3 separate regions of the Mus musculus genome follow, and regions 1 and 3 are each linked to region 2. A link is a loop called in an ENCODE intact Hi-C map of the cell type or tissue named here. Cell type or tissue: heart. All regions are shown on one strand. Region 1 overlaps Pde11a (phosphodiesterase 11A). Region 2 holds the start of Nfe2l2 (nuclear factor, erythroid derived 2, like 2). Region 3 has its middle 13 kb from the start of Ttc30a2.

The links. Peaks named below come from ENCODE experiments on the same cell type or tissue, not always from the same donor. Only the 100,000 strongest peaks of a DNase experiment are listed, where the experiment ranks them.
Region 1: it touches region 2 in a loop (3-fold over the local background); 1 of 42 quality-filtered maps calls a loop at or near these places.
Region 3: it touches region 2 in a loop (2.8-fold over the local background); 1 of 42 quality-filtered maps calls a loop at or near these places.

Annotation. Positions count from the first base shown.
Region 1 is chr2:75,983,032-75,987,031 of GRCm38, reverse strand. Pde11a (phosphodiesterase 11A) reads left to right here. Exons shown (of 20, transcript NM_001081033.3): 20 at 1-1,224. Among named protein-coding and RNA genes, the nearest start is that of Ttc30a1, 3.1 kb to the right of the region's middle. In heart, a CTCF peak has its summit at 1,700 (motif pointing left); a DNase peak (open chromatin) is centred at 1,721; H3K27ac peaks cover 621 bases.
Region 2 is chr2:75,702,554-75,706,553 of GRCm38, reverse strand. It overlaps Nfe2l2 (nuclear factor, erythroid derived 2, like 2), which reads left to right and starts at 1,891. Exons shown (of 5, transcript NM_010902.4): 1 at 1,891-2,190. The coding sequence starts at 2,146. In heart, CTCF peaks have their summits at 1,977 (motif pointing right), 2,660 and 2,859; DNase peaks (open chromatin) are centred at 1,933, 2,643 and 2,773; H3K4me3 peaks cover 3,227 bases; H3K27ac peaks cover 3,761 bases.
Region 3 is chr2:75,963,291-75,967,290 of GRCm38, reverse strand. No RefSeq gene overlaps it. Among named protein-coding and RNA genes, the nearest start is that of Ttc30a2, 13 kb to the left of the region's middle. In heart, CTCF peaks have their summits at 2,040 and 2,645; DNase peaks (open chromatin) are centred at 2,150 and 2,600; H3K4me3 peaks cover 825 bases; H3K27ac peaks cover 1,843 bases.

The DNA.
Region 1 (4,000 bases), 280 kb before region 2:
CAAAAAGATTAACAACAGTAACTGAATGTAACCTAATTTGGGACCTTAAGAGCTCTGTCACGCCTCCTTTAGTGAATTCTGAATGTTTCATAGCAGCAAACTGGGACTGTTTTTCTGCCATGTGCTGTCAAGAGCTCCCACACCCCAATTATACTAGGAGTTTAGAGGTTAAGTCTGGCTATTAGTGGCCAAAGTATCACACACTTCCTAAGTCAGCAGCTCTCAACCTGTGTGTGGAGATCCCTTTGGGGGTCACACATCAGGCGTCCTACATAGCAGATATATATTTACATTAAAATTCATAGCAGGAGAAAGTTACAATGCTGAAGTGGCAATGAGGGTAATTGTATGGTTGGGGGCCACGACACCATGAGGAACTGTGTTAAAGGGTCGCAGCGTTAGTAAGGTTGAGAGCCACTGCGCTAACTGAACAATAACTAGAACACAAACAGAAATAAACCAGGCTGTGTCTGGAGAATTTCATGGGGGGGGAGGGGGGGCATTAGATTTAGCAGCACCCAGTGCTGTGTTCTCCTTGTCCATGCACCCCTGCCCCTGCCTAGTGATTTGGGGTTGTACAGACTTTGATTTTTGAATGTCCTTGCATGTCTGTGCATCTCTCAGCAGCACTAAGGGCAAACTGTTCATCTGTGTCAGTCTGTACCAACCAATGTCTCTCAATGTACACTCTGCTGCAAAAGTGTTCTATGAAGTAAATTAACTATTTGCTAAAAAAAAAAAAAAAAAAAAAAAAAAAAAAAACCCAAGTGTGTTCTTTGAGACCATCGTTTGGGTGAGTTCCCTTCTGTGTCTATGTGTGTGTTAGAGTGCTCATTTTTCTTTTGCTCTAGCGTAGATTTAGATGAGATCATATTTACAGCAGTTTTAAAGCATAGCGCAAGTGTGGAGATAGTAGTCTAGTTATTGAGTCTCGTTCCCTCGGAGGGCTGTTACTTTTGCTATTTTCTTTTGATTTACAACAGTTTAAAAAGGATTCCCTACTGACTTGCTTCCTAATTACTGTTGCTTTACACAGAAGAAGGAGAAGACGCGCTCCTCTGTTTGTGTCCTTTCCAGGCTAATCATTGTAGGAACACTTGGTTTAATGCTGCTTGTCCATTTCAGAAGCAACTACACGTGGCTTTGAAACGGGCTACTTAAAAAAAAAAAAAAAAAAAAAAAAGAGACTTCTTGTTTTTAATAAAATGCTTAATGGTTAACTAACACTCTGGCATAGTCTTTGTTTTGAGGGCTGGAAGAAAGATGCTTTCTAATACCTACCATTTAAATTGTGACCGTTTAGCTCATTAACTTTGACCAGTGCCGTCTGATTGTGTGTTAGGAGTCCCGGGGCCTCATTTTTAAACTGACAAAAGATTCTTCGCATTACTGAAGGCTGTCTGGAGGTAGAAGAATTCTGTAGCCGAAAGCTATTCCTCCATCCATTATGCATTGCTTACATCTGCATGGACAGTTACACAAGGTGGGGTCACATCTACACAAGACTGACAGCCACAGTGATGTAATGCAATTATGCAATGGCTTCAGTACTTAAACTTTAAAATTCTTACACCATTATGCCTCTTCTATCAGAATGGACTGCAACAAATAATCTAGAGCCAGATCAAATGGCTGAGGAAGGAGACACCCAAGGAGAGAGAAGAGAGGTGTAGTGTGGCCCTCTACTGGACAGTATAAGCAAATACCAGCGCTGCCTGCTGCAGCCACTGGCTTCTTTGTGTATTGCAGCCTGCAGTTCTACAGTGAAGTGGAACCTCACAAAAGGTCTGTGGGGATGAATAAGGGAAGTTAGGCAAAGGGGGCCTGGTGATGATCGTGGTGCATGCTTTCTGTATCTTTCTGTATACACACAATACTGGGGCTTGGAGTAGCTCTTTCTTTGAAAGGCTGCCCAACTGTTTGACAAACTAGGATGCACAGTTTCGCCTTCTCCGCTAATCCCTTTTGTAAACAATAACGCTCCTGCACTATCCAAGACAAGTTGATTTAGTAACACTGTAAACTTTAAAATCCAAGCTACTTGATCAAAATCAAAGTCCATTCAAGAAAGAGATCTTTGGATATTGAGGAAGATTTCTCTGAAAGGTAAGACCCACATGAGATGAAATGACTCTCCAACTAAACATGAATGATCTTGTTGATTCTGCATAGAGACGGCCCCAACATTTCAAAAGACTGAACTCAGGCTCCTAAAACTCAGTCAATTACGTTACAGATTTGGCCCTAATTTTGATTCCCTGTTCATAGTGGAGATGGGTTTGAGATGACCAAAGTTCAATGGGACTGAGCTCCTGGAAAAAAAAGGTCAGGAGCCATAGAGGAGAAGAAAACTCTACCTTTACAGATGACTTCCTTTATTAAGGAAGATGCGTGCATGTGACTGTGCGTAAGACACTCATGAATTAGCAATGCACCAGCCACAAATGCTCACATTCATAGGGTAACCAGATAAGTAAAAGGGAATCTCGATCCATTGTACATTTGATTGCCTTGTATTTGGGCAGGAAGAACAGAAGGATACTAAGAACCAAAATGCTTTTGCCCTGCTATGTTTTGCATACTCTTCCTGGTAACCACCTCTCCCCTAGTCCAGCAAAGCCAGCCATGAGTGTCACACTACCTTCTCAATCATTAACTCCTTTCTTTATGTCTCTAATGCACTTTATAAGAACCACTGCATGTTGTCCTATTGCTGAGGATAATATTGCAGATTTGCTTTTGACATATACTCCAGCTCGTCAAGACCCTAATGTAAACAAAAATGATAGTTTATACTTCGTAATATTCTACTTGGTTTGTTTTCCAGGCCTTCCATCATTAATTAAAAGATCTCCTTTTATCTCTCCCATCCAAGAAACAATGAAACGACTCCCCAACTGCCTATCAGAGACCAAATAAAAGTCAGCCTATCACAGCGGTAGTTCTGGTCATGCCAATTTCACAGTGGGATTGGTGCTCATTGCATTTTGAAAATGACCCTGCCCTCCATCTGTCTAAGCCAAATGCCCTGCTCTTTTCAAGCCAGGCCATTGGAGCCACTTTCCATGAAATAAGGAGGAGGACACAAAATGGCTACCCTCCTGTGTACTTTAGCTGCTGTGCTCATAGACAGACAGCAACACAGAGAGGTAGCCAAGAAATTTGGGAGAAAGCTGACAATCCTTTCGGTGTGTGTGGGAGGGGGTGGGATGTAAGTACAGTTTTTTTCATCATGTAAGTACAGTTTTGCAGACAGAGAGACTGAAAGGATAAAAGGTCATTTCCTGATTTCATGTTTATGCATCATAATTTAAGGCCAGCTTTTTCACAATAACAGTCTATGCATAAAGATTTTTAAATACTGAGTGTGAATTTCCAAATTCAAATGTCAGGCAGGGCAGCAGTTGTAAAGGAGACATATCATATTCTTTAATATGTGAGCATCACATACCCCCACCACAGACTTCACCTAAAAGGGTACCAGAAAATCAGAGTAATAGTAAACTCAGAGTGGGGATATAGAAGTAGTCCTTACCTGCTTTCTGTAAAAAAAAAAAAAAAAAAAAAAAAAAAAAAGATCTTTGGTGGACCAAAGGCCCACTCCACACACATAAAATGGGTGCAATCTGCTCCTTCCTTCTTATTGATTGCAGAAATGCCCCTTGTGTGATGACATCCAAGAAGTCACATGGCTGCAAATTCTCCACATGAGGGAAGGCTGAACGCACATAAAATCGGCTGTTATATGATAGGATTATACGATAGGAGCAAATGTATACCTGCTTCAGCCTTTTCCTTGTGATACCAGGAACTAGGGGATACCCAACCCCACTAGTCATTGTATATCTGTTTGAAAGTGCAATTGAGTCATGGAAGTCAGAAGCCTACTGCCCACACCAATTTACTTGATTGTTTCTATAGAAAAAAAAAAAAGGGACACAGCAATCTTTCCTCATACACACTTGGTGCCCTCATTTGGCAGGCCTTTACAGTTTCTTGG
Region 2 (4,000 bases):
TCTCAGGTTCTTCCTGGCTAGTAACTCTGCTTTCAGTTGTCACAAGGCCCTTAGCTCTCCTGCCGACAGAGGTTGGCCCCTGCAGCATTAATACTATGAAATATTATGTTGTTGGCTAACTTTATGTTTAAAAGTTTAAATTTTCGGTGCTCCAGAGAACTATAAAGCAAAATTAGACCTCCAAATGTTAAGGGCCGTTAAGGGTTAAATTTTTTTTACTGCTGTTTCTGTTTTGCTGGAGAAGGAGATTCTGTTTGCATTCTGTTTGTGAGAGAACAAATGGCTGAGCATTGCATTCAGAAGTCCTGAGTCTCAGCTGGAGACCTAGCGCTAGGATCTGAGTAAGAGACCTTTCTTTGTCAGATTGTTGAATCTCTAACTGACCCCAGGCCCATAATAGGGTAGTGGTTTTTAAAATACATTTCAAGCCAGGCAGTGGTGGCGCAAACCTTTAGCCCCAGCACTTGGGAGGCAGAGGCAGGCAGATTTCTGAGTTCTAGGCCAGCCTGGTCTACAGAGTGAGTGTCAGGACAGCCAGGGCTACACAGAAAAACCCTGTCTTAAAAAACCAAAAAAAAAAAAAAAAATTCAAAAGAAGATATTTGTGTTCAAACATACTTAAAACAACAAAGAGAAAGATAAAAATACTCTGGGTTTTCAACTATTAACACATTAAAACATCCCTCGATTTTTTTTCTAAGCCCATATAACTATTTTAGAAATTGGATTTTTTTTCGGGGGCAGTTAAAGAAGTATGTTTGGGAATGAACGTTGTGAAAACAGTCACTACCACCACCACCACCACCAAACCCAAGTGGCAGAGTCTATGGTACAGTTCTCAGCCTGTGGAGAGCCACCCCAAGCATCTCAGATATTTTGCACATCCGATACTTACATTACAATTTATAGCAACAAAATTAGTTATGAAGTAGCAGCAAAAATACTTTTCTAGTTGGAGGTCACCACAACACGAACTATATTAAAGGGTCGCTGCATTACGACGGTTGAGAAACGCTGCTCTAAAAACAGCTTGAGAGGTGGGGCCTTATGAGATCATACCTCAAAATTCCCAAATAGAGTAAGTACGTGTAAAGGAACCCTGAGAGTCTTAGAATCCACTTCGGTGATTCTGTTAGAGCTGTGCCCGCTTGCTGGGCTCTGGGTGGATGAAGTGATACTGAGTGACCGCTTGGGCCCCGAGCCCAGGGCACGTGGGAGAAGTGGAGGGCCTTCGAGTAAGCGAGCACGAGTTTGCAGCGTGGACTCATCCATCTCCCTGGGGCAGAGGTGTTTGAGCACCAGCAACTGAATGGGACCTGGGGCCAGAGGGCAGTTGGCCTCTTGCAAAGTCCGGGTCCCAGCTCAGAGCCCTAACCCCGAAACTGGCGCCACAGTCAGCCGGTGGAGCGAGATAAAGCGGGCAAGGTTCTGCAGGTCCAAATCAGGGAGTGGCAGCTCCGATAGCAGCGCACGGGCCGGGGCTCCCGGTGTGCTTGCACCAACTGTTTAAACTGCTTCAAAGAGCCAGGGCTGGAGCGACCTTCGGCAAACAGCTGCTAATCTCTAGCAAGGGGGTGCTGTCCTACAGAGGACTGGGGGGGCCGAAGGCCTCCTGCTCGCGCTCCGCCCCCCGTGCGACTTCAGCCCACCTGACTCCGCCATGCCCCGGACAGCGAGAGGAGGATCAACAGTGGGGGGTCGAGGGGAACGCGGGAACTCCGGCCGGAAGCACTCAGGTCCATGCCCCGCCCTCGGGCTCTTGCTCCTTCCACTGGCCCCCGTCTTGTCCCCCCCTCCCCTTGCCCCGCCCTAGGCCTTTGCGGGGGGCCCTCGGGTCCTTGCCCTGCCCCTGTACGCGATTCCAAGCTCTTGCCCCGCCCCTTACCCCGCCTCCATGCCCTTGTCCTGCCTCTGGCCCTTGCCTCTTGCCCTAGCCTTTTCTCCGCCTCTAAGTTCTTGTCCCGTCCCTAGGTCCTTGTTCCGCCCCCAGGGGGCGGGGGCGGGGCGGACTAAGGCTGGCCTGCCACTCCAGCGAGCAGGCTATCTCCTAGTTCTCCGCTGCTCGGACTAGCCATTGCCGCCGCCTCACCTCTGCTGCAAGTAGCCTCGCCGTCGGGGAGCCCTACCACAGCGTCCGCCCTCAGCATGATGGACTTGGAGTTGCCACCGCCAGGACTACAGTCCCAGCAGGTGCTGCCCCAACCTTCGGGCCCCTGGGCTGTGCCAAGAAGCCGGCAGGAGCTCGAGGGGATAGTGGCTCCGGGAGGGAGGGACAGTCTGAGCCAGGACTACGACGGCAGGGCCTGGGAACTGCCCCGCCGAGCTGGGAGGGCAACGGAGGATGTTGGGGCCGCGACGAGAGTGGGGTCCGAGCCTGAGGTCTCCAGGGGCGGCGAGGTTGGGGTGTGGAGGAAGCTCTGACTTCGTGGGGCCAGGCAGAGACACCACCACCTCGCTGGGTGGGAGGCGCAGAGGCGGGAGGGGGGTGGATGCTGGCGGTCTAAACCGGCGCCGCCCGGCCTTTTCCGGGGCAGCGTAGTTTCCCTGATTCGGTGCCGGTAAAAATGTGCCTAGTCACGGGGCCGCGCTCGGGGGAGCTGAGGTCTCTCCTCGGCGTCCGCCCGAAGCCCTCCCCAACCCCCGTTCTACGACTTGGTGAGCTCGGCCGTCTACGGCCTCAGCCCGAGAGCTGGTCTGTAAGATCACGCCTGTCCGTCTTGATCCAGAAAAGCCCAGCCCTCCGGGGGCGGAGGAGAAAGTCACCGGGTGGCCCTCGTGCTCTGGCGCCCCGACGGGCGGCCTGCCGGCAGGGCTCCGCACGCTCCTTCAGCCTGGGAACCCGGGAATGGCCTCGCGCCGGGCGCAAGGACGTGCAGACCTGGGCGGCGGGCTCCGAGGTCCGAGTGGGCCCCATGCTGGGCTGTGTGTTCTGAGTATGGTGACCCGCGGGGCCCCACGTAGTGTGCGAGGCTGTGGCTTCTGGCTGGCTTACATCGGCCAGTTGGCAGTCACAGAGGCCCTCGGTTGGCCCTTTCCTGCTCTATAGCGTGCAAACCTCGCTGCTCTGGGGCCAAGGGACAAGTTGGAGCTGTTGATCAGTTGCGCAATTGTTATTTTCCCCTGGGCGGCTTTGTCTTTGGATTTAGCATTACAGAGTTGTAATACCAAAATGTATAAGGCAGGATATTCTGGTCCTTGCCGTCAAGGGTAAGAGTAATAGATTAGAATTTGTTGCTTTTTATACTGTTGCAGAAGTTTTGCTTTTAGACATTTATTTATTATCCCTCGCTTGTGTCCTTAATACATTTTTCTTTGCTGTTTGAGATTCTGCCTCAATTTTCTTAGCATGTTGCGCACTTTGAAGACAGCGAATGGGACGCTTGCGTTTCATAACACTTTCTTGCTAAGTTTTGAAGATTGTTATGTAAGTGAAAACCAGTTTCTGGTTATACTTCAGGCAGTTTTAAAGAAGTAAATGCTTATGTTGGCACACACGCGCGCACACACACACACAAAAGAGTCGGAATTGGATTTTTAGGAAAAGAAACCATTTAACTCCAGGGAATGTATAACTCGGTAAAGAGTAAGTTAGTTTAAATGTAAAGCTTTCGGCTGACCTGGAAGGTCCTGGTGTCAGTTTTTAAGTTACTGACAGTGCATTAATTCTACCCCTCCCTTGAACTTGGCCCCGAAATGATTGGGGTTGTAGCCTGGTTTTCATTAGGATGAATAAGTAAACTGTATTTTCTGATTTCTGCTCTTCATGAGTAATCAGAAGGAATGCTTCCTGGCCACAGGATACACGGTGCAAATGAACTTTGACTGTAAAGTTTTTTTTTTTCTCTTTCCTGTGTAGAATAACATTTCATTTACAAAAATGGCAGCTGTGCTGCTTTCTTTCTCTGCCGTGTGAAAGCTTTGTTAGCCGGACATTTCTAGTTCTTTCCAGACATTGATTTAAATATTTGAAGACCTTGAAGAAATCATTTAAGATCATAAT
Region 3 (4,000 bases), 260 kb before region 2:
TTCTATGAAATCTAAAATTCCAGTTGCTGATCTCCTGGCTGATGTCATTGCCAAAGCACCACCATGAGGCCTGTGACAGTCACAGTGGGAACCTGCCTCTCCCTGGGGTTTCCATCTGTTGCCATCAGAGAGAGCCCCTTTGGGGAGCTTCCATAAATGCCTAGCGCCCTCTTGCACCCCATGGGGTGCAGAGTCTTTTATATTAGTCTTCTTTAGGATTAGCTGTCGTTAAGATTGAACATACTTAATTTTCTACAGAGTAAAAAGGCTTGGAGAAGTACAGAGCTGCAGCTGAGTTTTTAATCCATGTCTACATCATTGTGTTATGTTCTAAAGTACTATGCAAATATTACCAAATGAAAATTCAATCCGTGGAATCCATGTCTTTGCAAGAAGAGCTTATAACTTATGTACTGGGCTCATTATTATAAAATTTACGTTTAAAGCAAATATTTCTGAGCTCTTATGACCATAAAATATTTTTGCTTTGTTTTGTTCTCTTAATTTTTACAAGGGAACCCCAAGGACTCACTGAGAGTCCACAGAAACGACACAATGGGTGAAGCAGGGAGCACACATCACGATGAGAGGTTTCCACACCAGCCTTCTGTGGGGCAGCTTTAAACACATACTCAGCTGTTAATAGCTGGGGTTTCACAGTGGTAACCTGCTGCAGGTCAGAACTAACTGAAAACTGAGTGTATGCACCCAGCAGGAGAAGAACAATGGTCACCTTTATTACTGGAGAAATGAAGTTTGTGTTAGTTTCCCAGGAATGTTGAACATGAAAAAAGACTTCATAAACACAGCTTTTCTCTCATCACCACATCTCCCACAGGTATGGCTGCCATCAGGGCACCTCTACCCTGCTCCTCAAGGGATAATGAATTAAACATTTGGATTGATTTTGTTTTTTTGTTTTTTTTTTTAAGCTTTCATTTTCACGTGTCAATTCCTCAGAGAAAGCAGACTCTAAGGGTGAAATTGGAAAACAAAAACAAAACAAAACAACAAAAACAAAAACTCTCACTTCAAGTTCCAGAGAAAGACGGGAATACAGAGGACTTTTTATTCATCCAATGTGCCTTGACTTCAATGCGGTTTCCCAGAGCTGAGTCTAAACTGAGACATAGTGCCCAGGGAGAGTTTTCCTGAGCACATGGGTGTAAAGAAAATATGAAGATTAAAGCAAAGGGATGTGGGGATAGAATGAAGAGTGACTTGTAGAAAAGAGAGAAGAACACCAGAAATTGCAGGTACACAAACAAGAGACAGCTGCCCCTTTAAGGGTGTGGGCCGTGAGATGGCTCAGTGGGGCAAAAGCACCCTGACAGCCTGAGTTCAACACACAGGGCCCACAGTGGAAGTAGTAAGCTGACTCTGGAAAGCTGTATACACAGTCGCACACACATGCACATAGATGTGCTCGCACACGCCCCATCATCATCATCAACAACAACAACACTAAGAATAAAAGAAAGGATGTAATAATGACTGTTGTAGCCATAAACACAAGCGTGAGGTCTCTTGCCTCAGCTCTATCTAAAGTGTGATACACACAGTAACACCGAGGGAATCTCATTGGTGGCTTTGTGGAAGAGAATTCGTAAGTCGTAACACATGCTGCCCTTGGCTTTGACAAGAGCACCTCAGAGATGCCTGAGTGGTTAGAGTTTAGGAATCCTTGGTTTAGGTGAACAGAACACAGAATTTCTTGCAAGTGTCAAGGACTTCTGTCTCCAGAGAAATAACTCCACACTTTGCCAGCCAGCAACCGCCGAATGTCCTTGAGTGTCCCCCACCAGATTTATGAGAGAATGGTTTGAAACCTTCTAGACTTCTATTTCTCGTCTACAAACTTGAAAGTTGGTGGGGGGTGGGAGGGGAAATGTTCACATTTTGTTACGATTCTAGTCTTTGCTGATCTGATGTGAGTGGTTTGTTTTTTGGTTTAGTTTGGTTTGATTTGGTTTGAGGGTTGGGAGTCCTCTTTACCCAGCTCACCAAATCGAACTATTTGATGGATTACAAGTTCCACCAGTAGAGGGGGCCTCAAGGCTTCAAAACTCATGGGAAAGGCTTGAAAGAACCTTTGCTAGAGGGAACAGAATCATCTGCTTGTTTGGCAGATGCCCTAGCCGTCCTCTCTCTGAGTAGCTTTGAAATGAATGCAGTAGCAAGCTGCAGAGTCAGTCTGACAGAGGGCGGGGTAGTCACAAGTGAGTGTGAAATTCAGCATTCAGCTTTCTCAGTGCTCTGGTTGGCTATGGTAAATGTCTGGATAAAACAGCAAAAGTCCGATGCGCAACACTTTTTTTTTTAAATCTATGTGGCAGCTGTGGGCTGACTAGGCAGCACCCATCTGCATGCATCCTGTGCTCGAATTTGGAAAGCTGGATCTTAAAGAGCATGGGTTCCAGCTCCCACCTTCCACAAATGAACGGGAAATCTGAAAACTCTGTCATGTTACTAACATGAAGATGGGAATGTGCTTGTCTGGGTGGAAATGGCACTGGCAGCCTGGTTACTATGCCCTGGGAGCCGCGCACAACTTTCGAGAGGTCATCTCCATGCCACGGGTCCCCTTTCCCAGAAATAAAAGCAGAGCAAAAGATTAGCTCTCGCTGCCCAGTGTGTGGCGCTCGTCACATGAAAACGGTGGTGATTTCACCGGCTCCTTGCGGTCAGTCCTAGGGCCTCTTGCTTTATTCTGCCTTCACTTTATGAGTTCGGAACAGATTACAGCTCAGCAGTAGCAAAACATAAATGTATCGCTCCATCATGAACACTGCGATGACAAGGACAATCTAGGCGGAGTCAGAGACTGTGAAAATGAACACATGTGAGTTTGTCTTCTCTTTCTTTTCTTTTCTTTTCTTTTCTCTTTCTTTCTTTCTCTTTTTTCTTTAAGAGTTTATTTTGGCTCCTGGTTGGAGGTTACATTTTATCATGACAGAGAACTCACAGCAGCAGGAACTTGAGGGAGCTGATTACGTCATGCACCCTGTAGGGCTGGTGAGGTCGCTCAGCAAGGGAACGGCTGTCCATGCAAGCCTAGAGACCTGCGTTCAAGGCCCATACCCAAAGTAGGAGAGCACTAACTTCCAAAAGTTATCTTCCTCACTCCCACCCACCATGTAAGCACACAAAGTAACAGTGGCCAGTAAACATAATTCAAGAGAATAGGAAGAAGGAAGCTGGGTTAAGCTCACATCCACAGCCGAAGATTTTAAGAGGCTGAATGGGCACCCATCCCTGCCAGGGCCCCACCCCAGGCGCACGCTGAAGCCAGGCAACAAAACTGCCCGAGCTCCAGGATATTGAATTTGGGCTCGGGGAAACCCAGACATCATGTAATCGCAGTTTGAAATTACAGCATCTAATAAAAGCCCACAAACTTGCCATTTAAAAAAAAAAAATCACTTATAAAGCTCTGTATTTGGTAGAAGGTAGGAGATGGAAAAGCAATGGAATGCAGGAGAAATGTCTGCACAAGGTCAAGTGTCCCCAGGGCGAGCACAGACAATGGCTGAACTGTCCTCTAAGGGAATGACCCTCTGAAGGGAAGGGAAGGAGAGCGGCCAGGAAGAGAGCCTTATTCGGAGTACCCTAGCAAGGACCACCCACCCGTTTCTTCTGTCCACATGCTTGCTCTGTGATGAAGCCAGTGAGCTTCTCCTCCTTGCCAAGGGAATTGACGTCGATGGACCCTCGCAGTTTGAGGGAGGTACTGAGCACATTGTGGCTGTGCACCTTGTGGTTGTGGGGCCCAGTATGATCACACAAGGCCACACATGCTTGGCTTAATCCTCTCCTAGCAACGCTGTTAAATCCCTAATAATTTATGAACAGGCAGCTCTGCCCTTATATTTTGTGTGGAGTTTCAACAGTTACGCAGTTAGACATTTCTGTACGTCTGTTTGCCTTCCCTACAGAGCCTGTTGGCCCATGCTAATCCTTTCAACAGGCCTGGCCATGGCTGACTGAGCTGTTTCCCCCC